3 separate regions of the Mus musculus genome follow, and all the other regions are linked to region 1. A link is a loop called in an ENCODE intact Hi-C map of the cell type or tissue named here. Cell type or tissue: gastrocnemius. All regions are shown on one strand.

Region 1 (2,500 bases):
AATGAGGAGCAAGGGGGTGTGTCCACACCTGTACTGGTTAGTTTTGTGTGTCAACTTGACACAAGCTGGAGTTATCACAGAGAAAGGAGCCTCCCTTGAGGAAATGCCTCCATGAGATCCAGCTGTAAGGCATTTTCTCAATCAGTGATCAAGGGTGGGAGGACCCATTGTGGGTGGTGCCATCCCTGGGCTGGTAGTCCTGGTTCTATAAGAAAGCAGGCTGAGCAAGCCAGGGGGAAGCAAGCCAGTAAGCAGAACCCTCCACAGCCTCTACATCAACTCCTGCCTCCAAGTTCCTGCCCTGTGTGAATTCCTGTCTTGACTTCCTTTGATGATGAAAGAGATGTGGAAATATAAGCTGAATAAACCCTTTCCTGCCCAACTTGCTTCTTGGTCATGATGTTTTGTGCAGGAATAGAAACCCTAAGACAACACCCAATTCATTCCTATGAGGGGAAGAGTTCTTGGTAGCACTCAAGGCATGGGTTCCCGTTCCCATCCTTGAGTGCACGCCTTTGCTTACATCGTCCATCCTGCCCTGCCCACTGTCCCTCATGTCTCACGCCCATTCCATGCTGCAGAGCTAGAGAGACCTTTGCATGGTCCAGCTCCGCTGCTCACTGGGCTGTGCCCACAGATGCCCTCCTGTCTATAGCTGCCTTTATCTTCTCAACAGTTTCCCTGGGGTTTCAAATCTAGATGTTGCTTCATTCCACAGCCTGGAGCCCCATTTGTGCTGAGGATCCCCAGTCTGTGCTTCTGGGATGGCTTTGGTGTGGGGTCCTAAAAGTTTACACCTCCCCGTATCCTACGCAGGTGTGTGATCTATTTTGGGTTTGTGTCTGAGGTCTGGCTGGGGGAGGTGCCGTTGCTGGATGGAGATGCCAACTCCCCAAGTCTGTTCTGCACCTGTCAAGTGTAAGGCAGCTACAGACTGGAGGGTATCTATGGGTCTGGCCTCCATCCCCCAACACTGTGAATTCTTAGATACTTAGGAAACGCAGGCTCCTCACACCCAGCCCTGTTTTCAAGACCAGTGATGTGTAATGGTAGGTGTGTGTGTGTAGTGGAGGAGTGCACACTGTGCCTGTAAAGTGTGTGTGAGTGTGGGAGGGAGTTAGTGTCACCGTTTAAGTGTGTATATGCCTATCTTCAGTCCCATGCTCCTCCCCGCTTCCCTCCCAGGCCTCCCGGGTGGCCCAGGAACCCCTATTTCAAGGCATCTTTGTGTTGCTCCCCTCAATTCTGCCCACTCCAGTCTGAGCCTGACAAGCAGCCCTGCAAGGGTTCCGAAGATGCTCTGTTCTCTTGTCCTGGGGACCCAGCCTATCTGCAGATGTACTGTAGTTACTAGCTTTAAGCTCTAGGGGGCAGCAAATGGCCATGTTTCCAGGATGTCTGGCCAGGAGTTTGAGAGCCTCCTCTGGTTCTGTCTGAGGGTCCAGCGAACCCCAGGCAGACCAGGAGCTCTGATCTGTGATCTCAATACAAATGGAGATACATTTGTATGTATCTGATGGCTGCCTCAATCAGCAAGAGGACCTCGGTGTGTGTGTGTGTGTGTGTGTGTGTGTGTGTGTGTGTGTGTGTGTGTGTTGGGGTGGGAGGAGAAGGGAGGGTTGTACAGCTTAGGCCTAGGGGCTACAAACTTAGCCATTGTCTGCCTGGAGTCCTGAGGCCTCCAGAGGACACAATGCCATCTCTGCCTCTTTTTACCTCGAAAGAATGGCCTCACTGTTCACAGCTCCAGTTTCTTTATCTATAACATACATTTATTGAGTGCTAGATTGCACTTCTGACAGGAAGTGGCTGTCACAGTGCCTGGTGCACACACAAGTGCTTAGTGTGACCAGTCTGAGTCCTCCATAGGCTCAGTTTCCCTGTACTTCTAAAGTCAGACAGATGCCTTTTAAAGGATGTTTATGCACAACATGCATGATCCTGGATTCATCTATATATTAGCCTTCATATCTGTTAGCTAAAGATATGGAATCCTGCTGACCTGTGAGTGGAGACTGCACAGAATCCTGGGGGGTGGGGGTGTTCTCAATCTCTCTCTGCCTCTGTGAGTGTCCATTAACCAGAATCTGGAGGGGAAGGGGAACTCCCCCTCTGCCTTTGGATTTTCTGGACGTTCATGTTTTCCTAATGGTCATTTTAAAATGTTCTTGCAGGGATCATTAGCTGCTTCTATTAGCCGAGACACAGGAATGTGTCACGTAAACTATTATGTTTTACAGGAACCAGAAGGAACCAGAAAAGTTAACAGTTCCCCCGGGGAACAGGATTTTGGGTGATATTTATGTATGTGGTGGGGGTTTTTATATAAATATGTTTCCTAAATATACTACAATGAGCATATATTATTTTTAAAATCAGAAGAAAATGTAACACTTGTTCTGAAGTAAAAATAGAATGAGTGGGAGACTGGGCGGAGAGAAAAATATGTGTGTGTGTATATATATATATATACACACATACTTGTATTTATATCCATCCC
Region 2 (2,500 bases), 100 kb after region 1:
CATGACTCAGAGTGTGACATCACATCCCCACCAGCAGGGGCTGGGCTGACACTGGTAAATGGTCACTGTGCAGGGCTCTCTCTCATAAAGAACAGGTGATGTTATTGTTCTTCAAACCACTGGCAGGAGAAAGGCACAGGGTGGGTGGGGCCTCACTAGACCTTACTGTGAGGAGAGGTGCTCACACCAAGGCCTCTTCCTATCTAAGTCACCTCTGTAACTAGTTTCCTAACCACAGCCAGGCTGTGGCTTTGAGATCCAGAGTCTGATAGGGGTTGTGATTGTCCAACCAGGACCTCTTCTGGCCCTACTCTCCAAACTTCCCATGCATTCTGACAGATTCCCACCTGTCCAAGGCACTCCCCCAATAAGCATAACCCTAGAGAGGCCCCCCAGATGGCTCAGCTGGGAGGGCTGGAGCCTGCCTCTAGGCACCTCCTGTTCCAGTCAAACTAAGAGGCCCATCAGTCCCCTACTGCAGTTCTGAAGGGTTGGGGAAGGGGTGTCCATGGGCCATCTACAGTCTCATGACTCTTCAGCCCAGCTCCACAGGGTGGAGACAAGCCCTGGTCTATCTGCCTGGTACATAGCTTGGGCATTGGGGACCCATGAATCTTGTAGGGTTATAGCCTGGACTCCAAGGACCAAACAGAGCTCAGTGGGAGGCAATGGGTGTTGGAGGAGCAGGAACACTGGATGAGCAAGCCTGCTTTAACCCCATAGCAGTCCTAGTGGACCACATGGGGTCAGTATGATGGAGCATAAGAGCAGGTATATGAATCTCCTGGACCAGATGGGAGGCCTCTTGAGGAGGGCTCCATAGCACTGTAGACACAGCAGTCATACAATGGGTTGTAGGACCTGGGCTCCAAGCACTGAAGTCAAGCAAAATTGAGTAGAGGATCTATTTTCCAAAAAGACACTAGCTCAACTCTCTCAACTGAAGTTCTCCTGGTCAAGGTGGGCAACTGGAGAGAGAGAGGGAGAGAGAGAGAGAGAGAGAGAGAGAGAGAGAAAGAGAGAGAGAGAGAGAGAGAGAGAGAGAGAGAGAGAGAGAGGTCACAGGACCCTTAAAGTGGCTCTGGGGACATTGTGAGTTCCTTCTTGCCAAACATAGCCATCTGTCCTTTTTATGGTTCCAATTGGTCTCAGTCCATGTCCTGCTTTCTCTAAGTCTGTAGGAAGTCACCCCATTGCTCTGGGTCCCATCATCCTCATTTGCAATTGGAGCTGGAACATGAAGATTACTCTTGGGCTCAGAGCACTCACAGACACGGAACACCCACATGTGAAGAACTCACAGGCATAGAATGTTCACAGAAACAGAGTATTCATATATACACAGAGCACTCCCATATGTGGGTCATTAACAGGTCAAAAGTACTTGCAGGATCACTCATGGGCACAGAAGTCTCACTGAGGGACTCACATATGTGGAACACTCACAGGCATAGAGCAATTCAAGAATGAAGCACCAATGGCCACAGAGCTTTTTTTTTTTTTTTAGTGGCACATTCCCACATGACACTGTGAACAACTCACAGATGCAGAGCATCACAGGCTCAGAGCACTCACAGGCATGGAACATGTATGGACACAGAGTGTGAAGTGCTCAGACCATGCTTGTGGGACTCCTCCACATGCTATGCTCCGATATCCACTCATCAACAATACAACACGCAGGGTAGCTCATCCACTCCTCTCCGTGGAACCTGGGTCCAACAGCCTGGTATTGTTCCTATGGCTTCTTAAAGCAAAGACTACATGGCTCTTACCCAGGAAGGAGAGTTTTCAAAGGTGCTTGATTGTAGAAGGCAGTTGGCCAATATTCATTGGATGAGCACACAATTATCATTATGATAATAGAATCTAGCCCACGGCAGTTAATTCAATTCTCAATCTCCATGGTCTGTTATTAATCTCCAGCTACTTAATAAGTGTGATAAAGAGAATGAGTCTCTGCGTTGCTAGGACGCTTTGCAGTCTCTAAAGCTCATGCCAGTCATCATGGTCCTTTATCTTTACATCATTTAGATAGTACAAGATCCAGAAGCAAAGGTGTGACACCATCCCCTGTTTACAGATGGCATAAGCAAGGCTCGGGTATAAGAAGTAATTTGACAGCTCACTGCTCAATTGATGGATTTAAGATCTTTGTAAAGGAAAGGTAGAGGTATGAAGCAGGGTCATTTTCTAGGACTAATTAAGTAAACACAAATTTAACTATGCTCTGCTCTGTGACCTCATGGGAAACCTTTGTAGCATTCCTATAACTGCCCCCAAACACTCATGGGATTTCTGCATACTTCTCTCCCCACTGAACAGACAGAAGGTCAGTGGTAGCCTGGTGTAACATGATTGAGTGGGTGGATGGCTGGATAGATGGATTGAAATATATGAATGGCTTGATGGGTAGACAGATAAATAATGGATGACAGATACATGGACAAATGGATGGCTAGATGGATGAATGGACAGATGGCTGGTTGGCTGGCTGGCT
Region 3 (2,500 bases), 96 kb after region 1:
CTGGTATGAGTTTTCGGTGTTTCTCTGGTTTAGCACATTCATCTTCTGTGATCACATGACACCCAGTCTCCTGCCTCAAACCGTGGTCTACAAATAGAGCAGGGTCTCAAGAAAATCAAAAATGATCCTTGGAGAGCCATTGACACTGTCCAGAGAGGGGACAGAAGTTCTGGGCAACACATGTACATTTCAGTTAGTGGTATGCACATAAGAGTAGATATTTGTGTGTCTCTGTGCATAGAGCAACTCCACATATGTGTGCACAGACATGTGTGGTGTGAATGTGGCCTGGAGCATGCAGCCCAGGGAATCCTGCAGAGCTGAGCCTTGCAACACTGACTCTCAAGTGAGGCTCCCAGGCTCCCTGGGGAGCTCTGAGGGTGTAGGCTGAGAGTCCCTCCCATATCATTCAGTGTCCCTGAGGCTTTCCCCTTATGGTAGCCGTCTGCAGCTGCTGTCATTGACTCCAGAATCCACTGCCTAGAATGTCACCTCTCCCCACCCCCGCCCCCAGCAACCACCACTCCCATGAATTCCTGAGGATAATACATGCCTGGATGCCAAACTTAAGCACACATGTTTCAGTGGTGTACACTGGGGCACAGGGACTGTGTGCTCGTGACTTGGGTGACACTGGCAAGAAGTACAGACCCTGTGTTGCTCCCTTATTTTGCGGCTACCCCAGCCCAACCAGAAGCACTAGAGGACAGGAGTGTGGGGCTGGCCCCAGATTACAATTTCTTCACAGAGGCGGCTTCACACTATTCTCCTCCCTAAGCTCAGTACATCACATACCAGAAGCCTCCCAGAATGGCAAACAGGCCAGCGAGGCCAGGTCTTGGGGAGTGGATGGGTGGTGAAGTACAGTGAAGGTCCCCTCCCTGATACCTGGTGGCAGAGGGTGGGCTCGGGGGACATTGAGGAGGATTGGCTCTGCAGCAGGGACTCTGATGAGCTCAGCATCTATGCGACAGCGATAGTGGAGGAGACAGAGCTCCTTGGAAAGGAGCTGGAATCTGAGGAGCAATGCCGAGCCGGCAGAAGGGGGACGTTGGAGCAAGATGCAGGGTGAGTGGCTGGGGCCAAGAAGGCACTGAATACAGGTAAGAGGACTCAGGGGGTCAGCTTCTAGACTGATCCCAGCCATTGCTACATTCTCTAGAGCAGTGGTTCTCAACCTGTTGGTTGTGACCTTTCTGGGGGACTCTTTCACAGGGGAGACATATCAGATATTTATATTACAGTCATAACAGTGGTAAAATTACAATGTTGAAGTAGCAACAAAAATAACCATGAAGTTATTATGGTTGGGCATCCCACAACATGAGGAACTGTATTAAAGGGCTGCAGCATTAGGAAGGTTGAGAACCACTGATCTAAGGGTTTCTTTACTCTGGGAAGGCTGAAGGCTGCAGCTCCCAATGCCAAGCTGGTGGTAGTAGCCCCTTCTTGAGCAGCAGATCCTCGGGGTGAGGGGGTGGAAGCATCTGTCATGACATGGATGTGATGAGGTGGCCCCTTCTTGGTGATTCTTGGACACAGTTTCTCTTTCTCCCAAATGCTGTCAGAGATCGAGAAAGCCTGTTGGAGCCAGCTGGCACCCTGGCTCACATCATGTCATCACAACAGGAAAGATGGAGTGAGGACTACATCTTCCCTGTATCCCAGCCCACTCCCTGCTGGGATAGCAGTCATCACACACACACACACACACACACACACACACACACACAGACTGGGTATTTTGACCTGTAACTTTCCTGCAGAAGTTGCAAGGAGACTTTGTTCTTGAATACTCTTTAGAAACCTGAACCGCATCCTAGGACCCTTTGGCTCATCAGCCACAGCTGTTGATGCCAGGGCATCACAGATGCGGGCCTCAACAAGAAACATGAGGTCCATGGGGGATCTGCCAGATGCACCGTCTGTGAGGCAAGCTCTGAGCTACAGTGGCTTCCTGCTTCTGAGACCTACCCCTTCATAGCCCTCTAGCTCATTCTACACAGTCCAGTAATGCTCAAGGCACCTGGAAGGGTTTTGTTTGTTTATTTACTTATTCATTCCTTTGTTTTGTTGTTGCTTTTTGCTTTGGGTGGCTCAGGGGTGTTGAGATGCTAAGAGCATTGTGAGAGCAAGTTGCCCTGACTCTGACGCAGTGTGACACTAAGCATGTCATCTCACATGTGGATCTCGGGTTCTAGCTCTATTTTTTAGTAACAGGGACTGAAGCACTTCAGAGGAATGGCCAATTCTGGACTTGGCAGGCAGTTGACACAGTGAGCCCAGAGCAACGGTGTGGTGCCAGCAAATGCAGAAGTGTGCTCAAAGCCAGAATAAGGCTCATAACGACAGGCATCTGTTCACAGGGACCAAGAGCCAGCTGACAGAGCTCCCCACAGCAAGCGCTAGGGTGATTTAAACAATAAAATAAATAAAGCATTATTGGATTACAGCTGAGGAGGAGATAAATATTCATGAGCCCACCCTCATGTAAACAGCT

The links. Peaks named below come from ENCODE experiments on the same cell type or tissue, not always from the same donor. Only the 100,000 strongest peaks of a DNase experiment are listed, where the experiment ranks them.
Region 2: it touches region 1 in a loop (2.6-fold over the local background); 12 of 42 quality-filtered maps call a loop at or near these places.
Region 3: it touches region 1 in a loop (2.1-fold over the local background); 7 of 42 quality-filtered maps call a loop at or near these places.

What each region holds. Positions count from the first base shown.
Region 1 is chr5:36,032,628-36,035,127 of GRCm38, forward strand. The region is part of intron 18 of Sorcs2 (sortilin-related VPS10 domain containing receptor 2); the gene reads right to left. Among named protein-coding and RNA genes, the nearest start is that of Gm52811, 51 kb to the right of the region's middle. In gastrocnemius, a CTCF peak has its summit at 1,349 (motif pointing right); a DNase peak (open chromatin) is centred at 1,383.
Region 2 is chr5:36,136,331-36,138,830 of GRCm38, forward strand. All of the region lies in intron 3 of Sorcs2 (sortilin-related VPS10 domain containing receptor 2), which reads right to left. Among named protein-coding and RNA genes, the nearest start is that of Gm52810, 8.7 kb to the right of the region's middle. In gastrocnemius, no CTCF peak of the experiment used is centred here; no DNase peak of the experiment used is centred here.
Region 3 is chr5:36,128,293-36,130,792 of GRCm38, forward strand. The region is part of intron 3 of Sorcs2 (sortilin-related VPS10 domain containing receptor 2); the gene reads right to left. Among named protein-coding and RNA genes, the nearest start is that of Gm52810, 17 kb to the right of the region's middle. In gastrocnemius, no CTCF peak of the experiment used is centred here; DNase peaks (open chromatin) are centred at 1,020, 1,605 and 2,293; H3K27ac peaks cover 350 bases.